Regions from separate parts of the Homo sapiens genome. Here region 1 is linked to region 2. Evidence: chromatin loops called from intact Hi-C (ENCODE). Cell type or tissue: heart left ventricle. All regions are shown on one strand. Each heading gives the region's core, and the rest is flanking DNA. Links, peaks and the distances in the headings are about the cores only.

Region 1 (7,945 bases), core at 1,447-6,446, 300 kb before region 2:
AATTTCTGTTTTTGTATCACTTGAAATTTTCTTATGCTATACTTTGGAAAGCAATTGAAATAATTATAATAATATAATATTTTACATAGTTTCTGGAACTTTCACAATACTCATTAAAAATGGTACCTCTTATCAAATATAGATTTACTTCTTTTTTAAAATAGGTCTTCCTTTTGAGATTTTAGGTCCCACACAATCACAGCATTCATCAGATGACTGGAGATATTTTCCCAAATACTGGGGAGAGACTTGGTAACGGGGGAAACTGAACATAAACTTAACAGAATACTTTCTGTTCCAAGGACTGGCACTCAACTGTAATTAAGTTCTAAGCTATTTTTGCCAAATTAGTGCAGCCACTGTACATTTTTAGCCTCTTATGCTATCTTGATATCCTTTATGCCATCTCAAAACTATTTTTATACCATATATTATTAAAAAAATCCAACTTGGGTATTCAGTAGGTTAAGATGTATGAGAATAAAGCTTCATCCTCAACAGATGCCCCACTTAGGCATAACAATCTAATTCTATTTAATTTAGTCACTGGCACCCTTGCCTTTTCCTGTCAAAGTGAATCAACCTGAGTGCTAATTTTTGAAGCAAAACCTCTGTGATCATTTCACTCGTGATTTAATCCAGATCTAACCTCGGGCCTTTAGAGGTTCAAGGTCAGTGACCCAATTTACTCTGCCATCCGCCTCTGTATCAGTAACCATTGTTATTCCTTGCAAGACATTTACTACATACATTATTTCTTCTGTGTGTAGTCTCAACAAATTATGCGGGCAGTTAAAGGTGATTCCAGATTGCAACTTGAAGAAACTTGGCAAGAGGTTTTGGCTTCTCCGGCTTTTGGTAAACACAGCAAAAACGGTATTGAATGCAATCTTTGCCTCCATTAGCAAAAGCCAACGAGGAAGAAATTAATTAACTTTCTCCAATGAGAAGAAACTAGTCATTGGCATCTTTGCCAATTGTAAACTAATTGTTCTACAAAGAAATCCCGGAGCTTAAACACACCATATAAAATTAGAAAGGAAATAAAGGTATGGGTAGCACACTACATGTTTTTACAGATGAATAAACATACATGAGCTCAAATCTGGGGCCCTTATTTTACTTTTTTTTTTTTTTGTAACAACTAGTGTTTCTTTGGTCTCCTTCAGTCACAGCAGTTAATACGTTTTGTGAATTTCCTTTTATGTTTTAAATAATTTTTCCTTCCCTGGTGTCTCACCAGCACATCTGCCGGGAGCAGCAGCACGTTGGAGAAAGTCTCCTTAAGTAAAGGAGCTATCCCAGGGATGCGCCAGCCCCACTCAGGGAATTGCTGCTCCAGGGCTTTACCCCTCCCAGGAGGAGTTAAACTGGGTTTCTGTGTCAAAGATGCTGAATGAAATTGGGGGTGGAATTGTTAAAATTGGAAATGACCTATTTAACTACATGCACATTCCCCATGACTGGTATAAATACGTCCGACTTTCTAATTTTCTCATCAGAATGAACTTATCATAGACTTTGATGCAGAAAGTCTTTTTAACAATGTATTAAAGGAAAAAGAACACACGATTGATCTTTATAAATCTGTAGAATCTTTATGACTTCTTATTCTCTATCTTAATATTAAGAACACAAAGATGGCTTACATCCCACTGAAGCTTAGGGGAGAAAAAATAGTGGGTTGGGAGGTGCTAAGACAGATAATAGAAAAGAGCTTGTAAACTAAAACAATTTATTTTGGCTCCTTTACAGATCAGAAACAGAAAGCATAGTTATCTGATAATTACGATATAATGCTGCACTGGAAGTTACTTGCCAAATTCCATTGCTCTGTGTGCACAATTTGATTTTTCAAAAAATTTCATACTTACAAAATCGCATAATAATTTTTATTTCACCCTTCCTAAATCAATCATCAGCTATAAATCTAAAGAAAAGCCCAAAAGTTATTGCTAAGGAGAGTTAACTAGTATTCCCTATGTACAATGATTATAATTTTATTAATAAGACATGTAAATATCTTGGTATCAACTTATTTATTACTTTATGGAACATATTTTCAAATGCCCTAAAAACAGAAATGCGGAGATGAGGCAGAGCTTATTCAAGCTAAATGCACTGGGAGGCTGCTGTAACGTATTCTAATCACACTTGTTACTACTGGATGTGGATGTTTCAGGTAGAAGCCTCTAACATCTCTTCAAATGGATTCTGCATTTAGAACTTAAAAACGCGTAACAAATTTTGCATTGACTGCAGACAAATAAGTGTCTCAGCTAAAACTCTTCAGATCTGGCATGAACTTCACATAGCTTTTTTTTTTCTTTCTCTTTAACAAAAGAATATTTTGTTTTTAGAAAAAAGGATTCCTTTCCTTTTTTTTTTTTTTTTTGGATACGTGACCTTTAAGAAAAGGTTGTGCTGTGTATTTCAGCCACCAAGTATTGAGAAAATTGCATTAACAGTAAAATAATATTCTTACTGCCAAGTGTACAAATATTCACTAACAGCAATCTTACTCTCCAAGGCCCCGAGCAGTGCTTCATCATGCTAGCATGGTCACCGTGACAGAAGGCTTCCTTGAAATCCATCCGCCCCTCTGTCATTCACAGCTTTCTTATTCAAACCAGCTCAGCGCCCTCACTGGCTGGCTGACCTGTGGCCCAAGCCCTGCAGTACTCAGTTGGCAGGGGGTTCCTCTGGGACCTTCTGTCCTGGCTTGACTGGTGACTCTCATCATTGGGATAGCTGTCCATGATTTTTGTTTAGGACAGAAAGCGGGGTACTCACCGAAAAGCTGTCTCATAGGCTAGTTATAAATAAGACTAAAACAAACACACATATGTATATTTATTTATATTTACAATGAGTTTGTTTGTAAATGCAATAAGATATATATTTTCAAAAAAGGTATGCTCTTTGGGAAAATGTTATTTCTTTATGGAATTTATTTTTAATCAGACTACAGAGGAATTCAGGTAAAAGTTGATGATGCTTATATGCCTCGAATACTATTTGTTTTACAGGATGAATATCCACTAGACTTAAATGAGGGTATAAATAAATAGATTACTTCTCATTCTTCAACTTAACTAAAAGCAGAGTGATGAACTAAAATATAATATTATTTTGTAAGATTTTCATTGGTAGCCAATACATTCAAGTAGAACCTTTTAAAGTGGAGCCTTTGATCTTTTTCACAAAATTCAGACACTTGCAATGGTTTGGATGTGTGTGTCTGTACATGCTTTTATTTTCTTTCCCTGTGCTGCCCCAACTATGACTGGGAGGATCAAATCCACAGCAAGTTCATTTCTGGGCCAACTCTGCCAAATTATATGATGTGAATTGATGTCTACTAGGGCTTACAACAGCAAATCCTGATTTAAGTTCCTAGAGTGAACTTGTCCACAACTCTTAGGGTGAAAGGCCAGTTCATATCCATTAATTAGTCTAATCCATCTCAATCCACTTTATTTTATACCTTTCAGGGAATATATCTATGTGAGATATATTTGGATAAAGTAATGCTATGAACACTCAGAAATACAACCATTCCATGGAAAATGATTGCTACCTAGCGATGTTTTAATTTTTTCCCCAATATCAAAATTTTAGAAGGTTTTGTATACAGATTCTTGATGATAATGAAGTAACTTTATGTGAAACAGCGGTGGGCAGATTATTCTATGAGTACTGAACCAAAATATTAAAATCAGTTAGAAAGGTCACATGATTTTGTCAAAGACTATGGCAGGCTAGAATTCTGGAAAATAATTTGTCTTACATGAAACGATTTTCCTTCCATTGTACAAGTTCCATACAAGTATTAAATTTCAAAACAAATTAATTCATGCCTATGACTTGAAATTTTTACAATTTAGACATTTAAATACCAGGGTTCCATTTAATGGTATGAACAGGTTATAGAGATTTGTTAATTTGAAATTCCATTTGGTAACAGATGCAATAACTTGTCTGGCATTAAAACTGAGTTTAAGGTAATCACTGCACTTGCTCTTTTGTTCTAAGTGTTTTACAATCCTTAATTCACATAAAACATCTGTGAAATTTAGTTAGGAGTGTGGTGAGTAAAATTTAATCCCTGTTTTTATACCAGCTTGTTCGGAAACATGCTTACATATATTTTAATCTTGCTTGTGTGAAAAATACATGTGGGAATCAATGGGAAAGTGTTTTAGTGATATCCTAAACCTTTAGGGCAATAGAAGATTAATGTTCTAACAGAATTAAAACTATGCCAAGCTAAAGATTCTTTCCTTAATTGATTTTGACACCAATTGGAGGAATAACTGCAGAAACAAATGAAAATTTGGAAATTATTAAGTGGCCGAATATGTCTTTGTTTAAGAGAACACTGGTTTCTTTTCTATGTCATGGATTAGATATAGGCAAAAGAAGTTATTTTGTTGAGAACATTCCCGTTAGGTAGGAATGGTGAGTTGGTGGCAGTGCACAACTCTCGCCTTCTCTATCAAATGGAGACAACATTAACCAACCCTGCACTTTCCAGGCCTGGAGTCAGCCCCAGCTCCTTCTCAGCACTTCTCAGCACTGCACCCTGGCAGCTGTCATCAGCAACGCATAGTTATGTACCAGCAGGGTCTTTTGTGAAGTTCCTTTGGTAAGTGATAATAAGGCAAATGCTTCAGAAGCATTTTCCAGCATGGATGTAATAGAAAGGTTAGCATTAATAAAGCTACTGGAGAATTTGACATCGAAGATGTTTCACATAAATTTCATCTCCCCACTTATTAATCTGGAAATGTTTATCTAGCACCTTCTATCATAAGGCACTAAGCTAGACACTGAGATAGATGTGCACACACACTAATTCTTTATGCCCCGGCCCATTCCACAAAGGATTTAAATTTGTTCGTAAATATGTGCACATAGGTGTACATGTATGTGTGCATATATGTATATGTGTGTGTGAATATAGGATAAATACAAATAATGGAAGGACTTCTGGTAAAGGAAAAATTTGGATAAGGAAAAAGGACAGAATAAGACTAATATGCAAGGCCTAACTTCCATGGGGATATTACAAAGTTGCTGGAAGTAAACAAAATTTTGGCATCAAATTTACTTTCTAGAGATCAAAGCAAAGTGGGAAATGTGATCAGTTACAAAGATTTATAAGATAATAGGCTATAGGCTAAAACCAAGTGGGAGAGATTTTCCAGTTATTGAGATGAGAGGGAAAATTGTCCCATGGATTCTCATTTGGAAAACACTGTGCTATATGATGGGTGGGAGGCTTGCCAACATCTACACAATAATTAAAATATTCACTTTGATGGGACCATTCATTGTATAGTCCTTAAAGTATTCCAGTGACCTAACATCCAGATAAAATACAGTAAAAGCAAGTGTGTGAATAGGTAAAATATTGCAGGAAAAAATCTAACTCTGTTTTCATCTTGCCTGAACCTACTGTAAAATTTAGAAAGTGCATTTAAACCAAACGCCCTGGAGGTGATCATTCTGGTGCACGTGGGAGGTGGTGGAAAATGACTCTAGAGGGTAGATATCCACACTCCTATTCCCAACACAGGGGCTGTTGTTTTTCATCCGCGTTACACATGAGACTTCTGAGTAGTGCATCTCCCATTAAGATATTTGATAAGCATAAAAGAGAGCAGAGAATTTCAGGAGGCCATCCTGTGTAAAGATCTGAAGTACAGATACCATGTGGAGCTGATTAAAGGAACATCTTAATGCCTTGACAACTAATCCTGTGCTGAGCAGTGGGAAAGTTCTTTAATCATATGGTGGATATGTCCTCCAGCTCAGCCTAGAGGAGTAAGAGTTCCTCAGGAACTGTTCCTAGTCTGCTCCAGATGGGGAAATTGGTTCTCAAGGCCCCCAGGTTCTACCTTGCTGAACATTTTTCTCCAGGAAGCATTATTTCTAAAGGATGATAAGGATACTCTACGATCAAATAAGTTTGAGAGCCAATGAATAAAACAAGGTTCAACCAGTTATTTTCTTGCAGGATTTCTTAAAGCCTTAACTAGGCTAATGTGAGCTGCAAATCTCCAAGAATAGTATGGCTTTCCAATACTGATTCAGTTAAGGGTTCCTGTTTCCGTGAAGTAGCTCACTGAACTAGCTTTCTATGGCAGAGTCCTGTAGCACATTGCTTAGCATTTTAGCCTAGAACATTTCCCCTGTGAGCATTTCCAAGCTGACCAATAACGTTGATATGATTCTTCAGGTACATGTAAAATAAACCAACTTGCCTTCCCAGGTAGAATCCCTGAGTACAGTCTACAGATGATCTCTGAATTCAAACCACAAATAAATCCTGAATCAACCATGACCTTGGGCAGGTTCTTGTGCCTCACTGAACCTTGGCTTCTGTATGTGTCAAATGGCAAAAATGAGGTCCACCTTGCAGGTTTAATCATGTGCAAATGGCACCAAGAAAAGTGTCTAGGATTTTGAGATACCCACAAGGGGCTAACAACACAACTGGGAAGTCAGGGAGGGCTAGGAGAAGTTGATACCTACACTGAATCTTGAAAGATAAATAAAATTTATTCAGTAGGAGAAGCTGTGGAAAGGACACAGGAAGGCTTCCCCTTCCAGGACTGTGGTCTCTCAGTAGAATATGTAAGAGGTGACAAGACACTTAGAATTCCTAGTATGTTGGAAATGGCTGAGGTGTAAATTCGTGAGTCTGGCTGCTAGCATTTTTGACAATATCAGTTTACCTGACCCTTCAAATTACATTCTAGCTCTATTTTAAAAGTGAAAACCAAATTTATTGTTTCTAAACCAGGGTATTTACTTTTTAGTTGAAAGGCGGGAAATATGTTATGAAATAATAGAAAAATGACCACATGAAAGGGTTTGAACTTGTAGCTAACATAAGGAAAACTAATAGCTTTTCAACTAAGCCCTACCCAATATTTTGTATCTAAGCAAATTTTGAAATCAAGTAAAGATTCACAGCGTTTTATTATTCTTCTCCTTCTCAAGCCAGAATAATTAGTTTTAGGAAAGAAAATACAATAAAGGCAAGTATTCTCTGACTGATATTTCCATTTCATTTTTCTCTGCTTCTCATCTTCTGCCAAAGCTAGGAATGGAATACTGGCTTTTGGATTCTTGAGCCAGAAGAGACAGGGAGATGATAAGAGGACAAATGAGTGTGAGACTCGGTGTTTCATGCCTCAAAAATGTCGTCTTTTATTTATACGTGGTAAGAAGAAGTGAAAAGATCTTAGGCAGGATATCTGACTCTCTGGAAACTTCTCAACTTCTAGATCATGTGTTTGAATCTAGAATATAAAACAGCACAGGTTAGGACACTTTCATTTGAACAAAACTTTGTTATTCCATTTTCCATTGTAAATGATGCCTTGTATTTTGGCCTGTTAACAGCATAAAATGTATAAACCATTTAAGATTTACATTGTTCTATAGACTAGACTACTCATTAGAATAAAACAACCATGAACAAAAAGAAAGAAGAGAAAGGTGGGCTTAGTAAATTCACACAGTGCTTAGGAAATTCACAAAACTGAGTTCTCAGGATCTTGGGAAGGAATCCCATGAAAGTGTTAAAACATTTTGTTAAAAACCAGGTTTGCTGTATTTATATCCTCAATTCATGAGCTCATTGTCAGCTCACCAAATACGAATGTACAGGTAACAAAGTGGTACTACGGTTGCTAAATCTTGGATTCTCTAGGTATAGTATTATAGAGAAAGAATCAGGCCAAATACCTAGGCAAGTGATCTGAACTTTCATTCTCTGTTTTCTCATGTTGAAAGAGAAATAAAGCTCACACTTTCTATCTCCATCACAGAGAGTTTGTGAAAACTAAATGAGATGATGAATGTGAAAACACTTCGAAAATCGTAGTCATATAATTAATATTGATACTATTATTACTCAATTCAGTCACTT
Region 2 (7,945 bases), core at 1,983-6,982:
CTGAAGAAAAGTTAACTTGGCACTCATCTTAAGTATTGACTATCTGTCTTGAGGGTGAGGGCTGTAAATTCTCTCTCCTAAGATCCAAGTCGATTTGTTATCAAATCAGGCATTGAGAAGCTGATTCATTGCTATTCAGCGCTATGCTGATTTATATGCAGAATGTAAAACAGATGCCTTATGTGATACATATTTATGGTGAGTGCTGTTCTAGGAAGATTTATTACGGATTCCTTTGTCGGGGTTTGCATGAGCAGAGCCATGATGACTTGTATTTCCTCTCAGCTGCCAATGCCAAACTCATTAAAAAGAGGTGTGACTATTAATATACATTGTAATACTGACAGGCTCTAATTTATAACACCCTGGCTGGTTGGAGCATTCTCCTGACTTGAGAGGTGGTTTCTGCATTTCTTTCTCTGTTGCTAAATGGTACAAATAGAGATGTATATTCTCTCTTGCCCCCTCTCTCCTATTTCTCTCTCCCCTTGCTCTTGCTCTCCCTTTCTCTCATCCCTTTGTCTTTTCCAGTCGTCTAAGTGAACTCACAATCTGCTGAAAAAGCCAAGTACTGCACTACGGAGATCTTTTTTTTTTTTTTTCCTTCCAGGTCAAATATGCCAGGGGTTTATAACAGTGTAGAGCTGCGCTTTAATGCCCGTAAACACATGTTAACGGTGTTATTCTCCATGCTGGCACGCTGTCTCTCTAGGCTGAATTAGCAAAGAAGAAGTTTGGAGCAGGCCATGTCAAGCGTCTTGGCAGTGGCCGTGTCTGACATGAGGCTCCAGAGTTGAAGAACATATGTTGCCCGGTACAAGGAAATCTGAAATCCACTGCCCAGAGGGCAGCATTGGGGAGAGACGCATGACTAAGAACAGGAATCCACAGCAGATGGGGGCAGTTAATCAGGTGAAGGATGAAGGGAAATGGATTGTTACCTGGAAGAGCTGGCAAAGGAGCCTGGGGCTGATTAGAAACCCCTCTCTTGGGAAGAGGTTTGACCAGGGCTCTTGGAAGGCATCAGAGGAATGACGTAAGACAAACAGTGTGCAGGAAAATCACTGTTTATTCCATCCTAAATTTGAAAAAAACTAGTTCCTAGACAGAAAAATATCAGTGCACATAGCAAGAGTTTTTATTTGAGTGTTGGGAGCCCCCAAAAAGCACCTTTGAGAGAGGATGTGGAAAGTCACCGTCTATAAATGTGTTTTTAGTGAATTCACGAAGGATGTTTTGGCTAAAATTGATTTCTGTGAAATCTTAAAAAGCTGAACAGACAGAAACAAACAAGCGAGCCTCCATCTTTCCACGTGAGGCAAGCCAGCAGGGATGGACCATGAGGCACTTCTCTGGGTACAGAATTTAAGGAAGCACCAAAAATCTTAGTAATCAAGAGAAAGAATATTAGAATGAAATATACTGAAAAATCAAAATGAGTGCAAACAATCCATGACAAAAAAAATATCAAAGTTCAGGCCGGGCATAGTTGCTCACGCCTGCAATCCCAGCACTGTGGGAGGCCAAAGTGGGAAGATCATCTGAGGTCAGGAGTTTGAGACCAGCCTGGCCATCATGGTGAAACCCTGTCTCTACTAAAAATGCAAAAATTACCTGAACATGGTGGCACGTGCCTGTAATCCCAGCTACTCTGGAGGCGGAGGCACGAGAATCACTTGAACCCAGGAGGCGGAGGTTGCAGTGAGCTCAGATGGCGCCACTGCACTCCAGCCTGGGCAACACAGCAAGACTCTATCTCAAAAAAAAAAAAAAAATTGTTCATAGGCTTCACTCACCTCACTCTAATCCCAGGCAAGGCGAGGAAAACATCCTCTTTTACATCTGTGTGCCCTTCCCTGTGTTGAGCACAGTATCTGTTAGTCAACAGCAAACCATTCAATAGTGGATGAAGATGATGGTCATGGCAATGATTTGACCACCGATGAATGATTTCAATATGAAGCTACCCTTACATCTTTTAAAATCAGTATAGCTAAATGTCACCAAATCATTTTGAAATTGGAGCTAATTTTTTATTAGAAAATTAATGGGGGTTAAAAAAGCATTTTTTTTAGGTCAAAAGAGTTTTTCTAGGCAACCCTGACACCAGAAATTTCTCCATTTCATCCAATGTTTAACCATGTATTTCTAGAAAATACCCCTATGGAAATTTATGGAGGTTTTATGTTGAGTAACTTAAAGTGAAATACATATGTAATCCATATGTATGTAATATATGTATATTTAAAGAAGCATCAAAGTCCTCTTACTGCAAATTATAGGCAGAGTTATAGGGAGTGCCATATCACGGCAGCAGGAAGCAATGTGTGCCTGGGTAAGGAGCCTTACCGTTCCAATGTTGTAGCATTTTGAGTTCTTTCAAGATAATGAAATTCTGCAGCAAGGAGAAAGAAACACTGCGATTTTGCCACACACCACAAAATGTTCTATGTTTCCCATTATAAAAAAAATACTGGCATCCAAGATCTCCTAGATATGAATAATGTTTGCCTGTGTGAACAAGGATGAATTTTTTTTTCCTCTAATTAAACTCCCATGAGACTCAAGCTGCTTTGGAGTTGATCTTACTCAGAGAATGCTTTTCTCCTGTCCTCCCGCTCCTCACTCTCCTCTTCCTCCTCCCCTTCCAGTCTGTAGAGAGCTTCCCAGAACCCCACTCAAAATCTCAGTAATGTCAGCAGCCTCTCTCAAGCCACATGGCGAGGGTACAGAGCTAGACAGCAAGACAGCAAGATAAGAAGTGAGCGCCTCTCTGTCCCTCTGTGGACCTGTGGTTCCCTGGAGCAGTTTTTAAAGAAAGGCATAGACTGACATGGTTACAACCCAGTTGACATGTCTCACAATAAGAAAAGCTACCTAGTGTATGAATTGTTGTTTTGGACTATTCTTCTTGAGTAAAGCATTTGCCTTTTATACTGAAATAGATCAAACAATAGCAAGAATTCTGCTTTAAAAATACTATTGATTATTTGTTATCACTACAGCCATAGCATTCTTTTTGAACTAACTCTGACTGTGTCATTTGAATGCCAGCCAACACACCATTACAAGCCAGGTACTCACCCTGCAAAACCAGTCTGAAAAGAGAAGGCTGGCCAAAGGCTACTCAGATGTAGCCTGGTGGCAATGAGGGCTCTGGAAAATGTGTAGCTGTGACTAGAAATCAAATATGAGTGAGGAGAAAGCCTCTCTCTTTGTCCGAGGGAGTGATCACATGTTGACAGCTGGAATTTACATGGCTCCTTATTCAATAAACTAGCGCCTTCCCTGCATTCCAACATCAGCAACACAATAGTGGCACAGAAGCAAACTGACACATTACACATGGTCCAGCTGTCCCGCCTGTCCACTCTCCACGGATGCCTCCTCCTCCTCCTTCTCCTCCTCGGTCTGTCCCGTCTTCCTCCAACATGGGGTTTCACTTCTGCAAGATCTAAACACACACTCATTGGATGATGCCTATATCATGGGTGCTTGATTTTGTGTGCCTTCCAACACTTGCCTGCATGCAAGATATGAGTTCTACATTAAAGATGAATAACAAACAAGCAAGAACTCAGGATACGATAAAAACTCAAACAAATGTCTTCCACTTCATTGTCAGCTGAAAAAAAAGCTGTGCGTGATCAACGTTTCCCACATCAAAATCTTTCGGACATCACAAACCCTTACTTTGGGTGTGCGTGGTTTTCTTTATGAACTTGAACACAAAGGGAATGTGACCTGTGGAGTAGTAAGTGGTATAACTAGTGCAAATTGTTTTTATTACCTCCTGTACAAAAAATGGTCATCTGAAAAGAAATGTGAAGTTCCACAGTATCTGACAGTATACCATGCTTTCTCTGAATATATGTGTGTGTGTGTGTGTGTGTGTGTGTGTGTGTGTATAATATTATAATTTTGGCAACACCATGCACTTTTTGGTTAATAGCTTCTATTAAGAAGTCCCAAAATTTTCCCAGAAGGAATGTTGTATTAGGGACAATGTCTGTTTATAGTGGTGATGTATATTGTTTGGCAAAGCACAGCAGAGTACACAAAACATACATCAAATGACCCTGTGCCTCGTAAACCTGTCCATTCAGTCTAGAAATTTTCCTGCTTAAAATATACACTTTACAGATTATGACAAAACTCATCAGTAATTCCCACACTGCTCTATATCCTTAACATATGGAAAAGGAGGGAAAAAGGCATTACGTGTTATGAAGCAGCCATTAAACTTTAATCTCTACCACTAGGGGGCAGAATGCAGACTTTTCTAAACTGACTGCTAGGCAATCAACCATCACATCATTGTAACATTGAAGACACTTCAAAAAGACTCAGATGTTTAACTCTTGTGCTAGTGATCATACATTCATATTGGGCTGCAGGCCAAAAGAGAGAAGAAAAAAAATCCAGAGACTTGCGGCTGAAAAGCTATAAAGTGGTGAATTTTACCTTAGAGCAAAACCATCTTCAGTGACAAATTTCAAAGGCCATATGTATGTGATTTTCATGAAAAGCAGACGACCCTAAATTTCTTTGTTTAACTGGAAGCGATCTTCCTTACAGAACCAGCGGATTCTTTTTTCGTAATTCCCCTTGTTTATTGTGCTGTTAGAAAATTCACTTTCCTTTTTAGCGCTACAATCAGGATTCTAGAAATGCTATTTAATGCCAACGGGTATTTCATTAACACCGCCACCTCCAGCATCTTCAAGGATATCACCTCAGGCACAACGTTACTGATGGAGAATGTTTAGAGTATTCTGATAAAATAGGGTTCTTTCTTTTTCCTTTTTAAATTAAATCCTCCAACGCAACCTTTATTCTATGGTAACAGCCCGATGTTCCCTATCAAATTTTCCCAAGACAGGACATTACAGTTTTTCCCCTGTAATTAAAGCCACAAATGTCTAAAAATGATGAGTCAATAGGATTACAGACATTACTTCTCACAAAAAATTGAGTTTTGACTCACATGTCCTATTGAGGGGATTTGCGACTTAATAGCCACATATTTCAATTTACTTTTTAGGCCCTGTAACCACATAGTTGTAATATAGTTTAGACTATTGTAAAAGCTGAGAAACACACCCAAACCTAATCAGTGGCAGGTTTCCTAGGTTAATAAACTTAAGGAATAGTTTTGGGGTTATGGGCAGGGTTCACTTGTCAGCTAGACATTCTGAGAGTTTGCAAATTCAAATTCCAATACATTTGGTTTTTTTCAAAAAGGAGACGACTTTTGCTTAGTTCCTATTTTCATGAAATTGTGATCCCAGGAAAGCTGGAAAACCCAGTGAAGTGCTGGGTTTGACATTGTCCCTGCCCCCACCTGTGCTTTCTTTTAAAGCAAGGTGTTTCCTAAACAGAGATAGTGCCGAAAGGAGACACATATCGCTTTTTGCATCAGGAGTGTTACTTGATATGTATCAATATTTCCTGTCAGCGCCAACAAAGCAAAATCTTGGGCCTTACGGTATCCTTAGATGGCTAAATATTATTTGCTTAAGTCAGCGCGTTCCAGACCCTTTATGTGGCCTGACAGTTGATTGGGAGAAGTCCCACGAACTTTCTTAAAGTGTGCAGTCATCCGTTTGGCGGCCGGCTCCGGGGGTTCCACATGAAATCCTCTTTAGATAAATTCATACTTGCACAGGGTGATTAGCCTTACAGCTTGGTTGGCTCACTTATCTTTAAAAGCTAGACTTCCATGATCAATGTGGGCCTGAGATTGTCTTCCAGTAACTACCTCTGCTGCGATCTCCAAAGCTCAAAGCTGGTGAAGGAAGATGCAACCTAAAAAAAAAAAAAAAAAAAAGAAAGGAAGAAAAAGAAAAGGAATTCTTTTTTTCTGCTCAAAGATGACAGGCTGAAGTTGACAACCTAATCCTTCAGGCTTGTCTTACTTACTGAAAGGCTCAAGTAATGTCAAAGGAACCATCTGATAACAGTCTACATGCCAAACCTAACAGCTTTATTGCAACAAGAAACTTTCACATTAAATTTCCATGTGTTTTCTCTCCACACTCCTTCTTAACTTTACAGCACACTCCCCACCTTTTTTTTTTCCCAAAGAAAGATAAGTCTTCCCTGCTGCAAAAAAAAAAAAAAAAAAAAACCAACAACAACAACAAAAAACAAATAGAAACTGCTGTATAGGCCAGCTGGGATATAGTCAAATTAGTGGATTATTATTACCTTGGGGACATTAGAAATCAAGTTTGTTATTGGCAGTTCCTGTTTCTGTAAGAGCTGTTAATAGCTAAAATTTAAAGGGTGTTTGTCGATCAACAGAATGTTATTTTCTTAAGTGGGTAACTGCCATTTTTCTTTTTCACGTTGCTCCTGCTGCTGCTACCTGGCACCAAGTTTACCTAAAAGTTCAGCCTCCCTTATAACTAGAAATAAAGCCAGTTTTCACAGAAACATAAAGCACACCTTTTTCTGGACTTACAGTTGTGACCTAAGAGAGCAGGTGTATGAGTTAGGAGTCTCAAACTAAAAAACCTTTTAGAAAATGGTATCAACTTGTTAAGCACACTTGAAAAGATAATAAATACAGACATTGTAATATAAGTAAGGGTGGCTCATTCTTTTCGTGTTCTCCGGGTGTTATATAAAGAATGTTTTCAGTAAAATACAGATCCTTCTGTGCTTACACTTTGTGACATTCTTGCTGGGACAGTTTTACATTTTGAAGCTAAACAATTCATTTAAGAATTTTAGCTCAAGTCCATGGTTTTTTTGTTTTGTTTTGTTTTTGTTTCAGTTGACGATGGTCGTACTTCTCCATGTTCTGAGACCAGTTTAAACAAAAACAAAAACCAGACAACAACCTTGCAAGGGAAAGAATTCAGAGTAAATAAACAGTCTTTTTCTGGGAAGTAAAATATTTCCCTAAGGTAAGTTACTTTTCCAAGGGAATTACAGCATATCCCAATGTGGACTAACAGGCGTTTTCTTCTGGTCTGATTAACATTTAGGAAAAAATAGATTCCTGAAAATAGCCTATTGTGTAATTATGTGTCTGATTGGAACAGCAAAATGTCTTTGTTAAACATCTTTTTAAAAACCAATTTTACCATTTCCTTCCAAACATTTGTTAATTTAATTGTGTTAACCCTTGCATCCACATTATTGGTCATGTGGCTGGATTGATTAAGAACAGACAGGGATATAGATTTCCACCTACAGAAACTCTTTTCAAGGGGTTAATCAGCTGGTAACTTGAGTTACAAATATATTGGGGAAAATGGTACTTTTGGTAAGATTTCTCACAGTGTATTCTTCAGCTATTTTTGAAAATTATACCCACAAGTTACATCACATCTGTAATAAACTCTGCACTTCAAGCTGCAGAACCTTCCAAGATATTCTGTGGAGTTTGTTGTATTTTCCCCATTTCTATATTTAAAACAAATTTCCTACCCATCCACCCCCTCCTTGAATTCAGGGAAACACAAATAACTCATAAGCTTTGCACTGAAATGAGTTTGTTTTGCTTTCATGCCTAGTATTGCTTTTGAAATTGTTCAGCAGTAAAGAAAAGAAAAAGCTGCTGGTATTAGCTTTAAACAACCGCCACAAACATATTGTCTTCCTATTTATTCTAGGTTTTCTTTCAGCCAAAATCAGACTTGCAGAGTTATTCTAGAGCAGTTGGATGACATACAAAATCACAACCACCAAAATATACACTATATCTTTATAATGGGTTTTATGTACTCACAGATACACACACACACTATGTATATATTAAACAAAAATATGAAATTGACTCATTACAAAAGTAACCATCCGGGTATGTGAAAACTAAGAATTGTGACTTTGATATTAAGATATGTCCATTTTGCAGATGGAGAAATTGAGATGAGAGCTCATCCACAAGATTACCCATCAATGAGCACCAATAGCAACCAAATCCACTAGAAGA

What was found. A loop is a pair of places that touch in the nucleus more often than their neighbours do. Peaks named below come from ENCODE experiments on the same cell type or tissue, not always from the same donor. Only the 100,000 strongest peaks of a DNase experiment are listed, where the experiment ranks them.
Region 1: a loop joins it to region 2, with 2.4 times the contacts of the local background. A loop is called at or near these places in 3 of 110 quality-filtered maps.

What each region holds. Positions count from the first base shown.
Region 1 is chr15:95,591,338-95,599,282 of GRCh38, reverse strand. It overlaps LOC105370995 (a long non-coding RNA gene), which reads right to left. Exons shown (of 2, transcript XR_932653.1): 2 at 7,197-7,313. Among named protein-coding and RNA genes, the nearest start is that of LINC00924, 160 kb to the right of the region's middle. In heart left ventricle, for the core only: no CTCF peak of the experiment used is centred there; no DNase peak of the experiment used is centred there.
Region 2 is chr15:95,288,391-95,296,335 of GRCh38, reverse strand. It overlaps LETR1 (lymphatic endothelial transcriptional regulator lncRNA 1), which reads left to right. Exons shown (of 4, transcript NR_034095.1): 2 at 6,782-6,914; 3 at 7,868-7,945. Among named protein-coding and RNA genes, the nearest start is that of LETR1, 35 kb to the left of the region's middle. In heart left ventricle, for the core only: a CTCF peak has its summit at 4,259 (motif pointing right); no DNase peak of the experiment used is centred there; H3K4me3 peaks cover 1,196 bases; H3K27ac peaks cover 1,765 bases.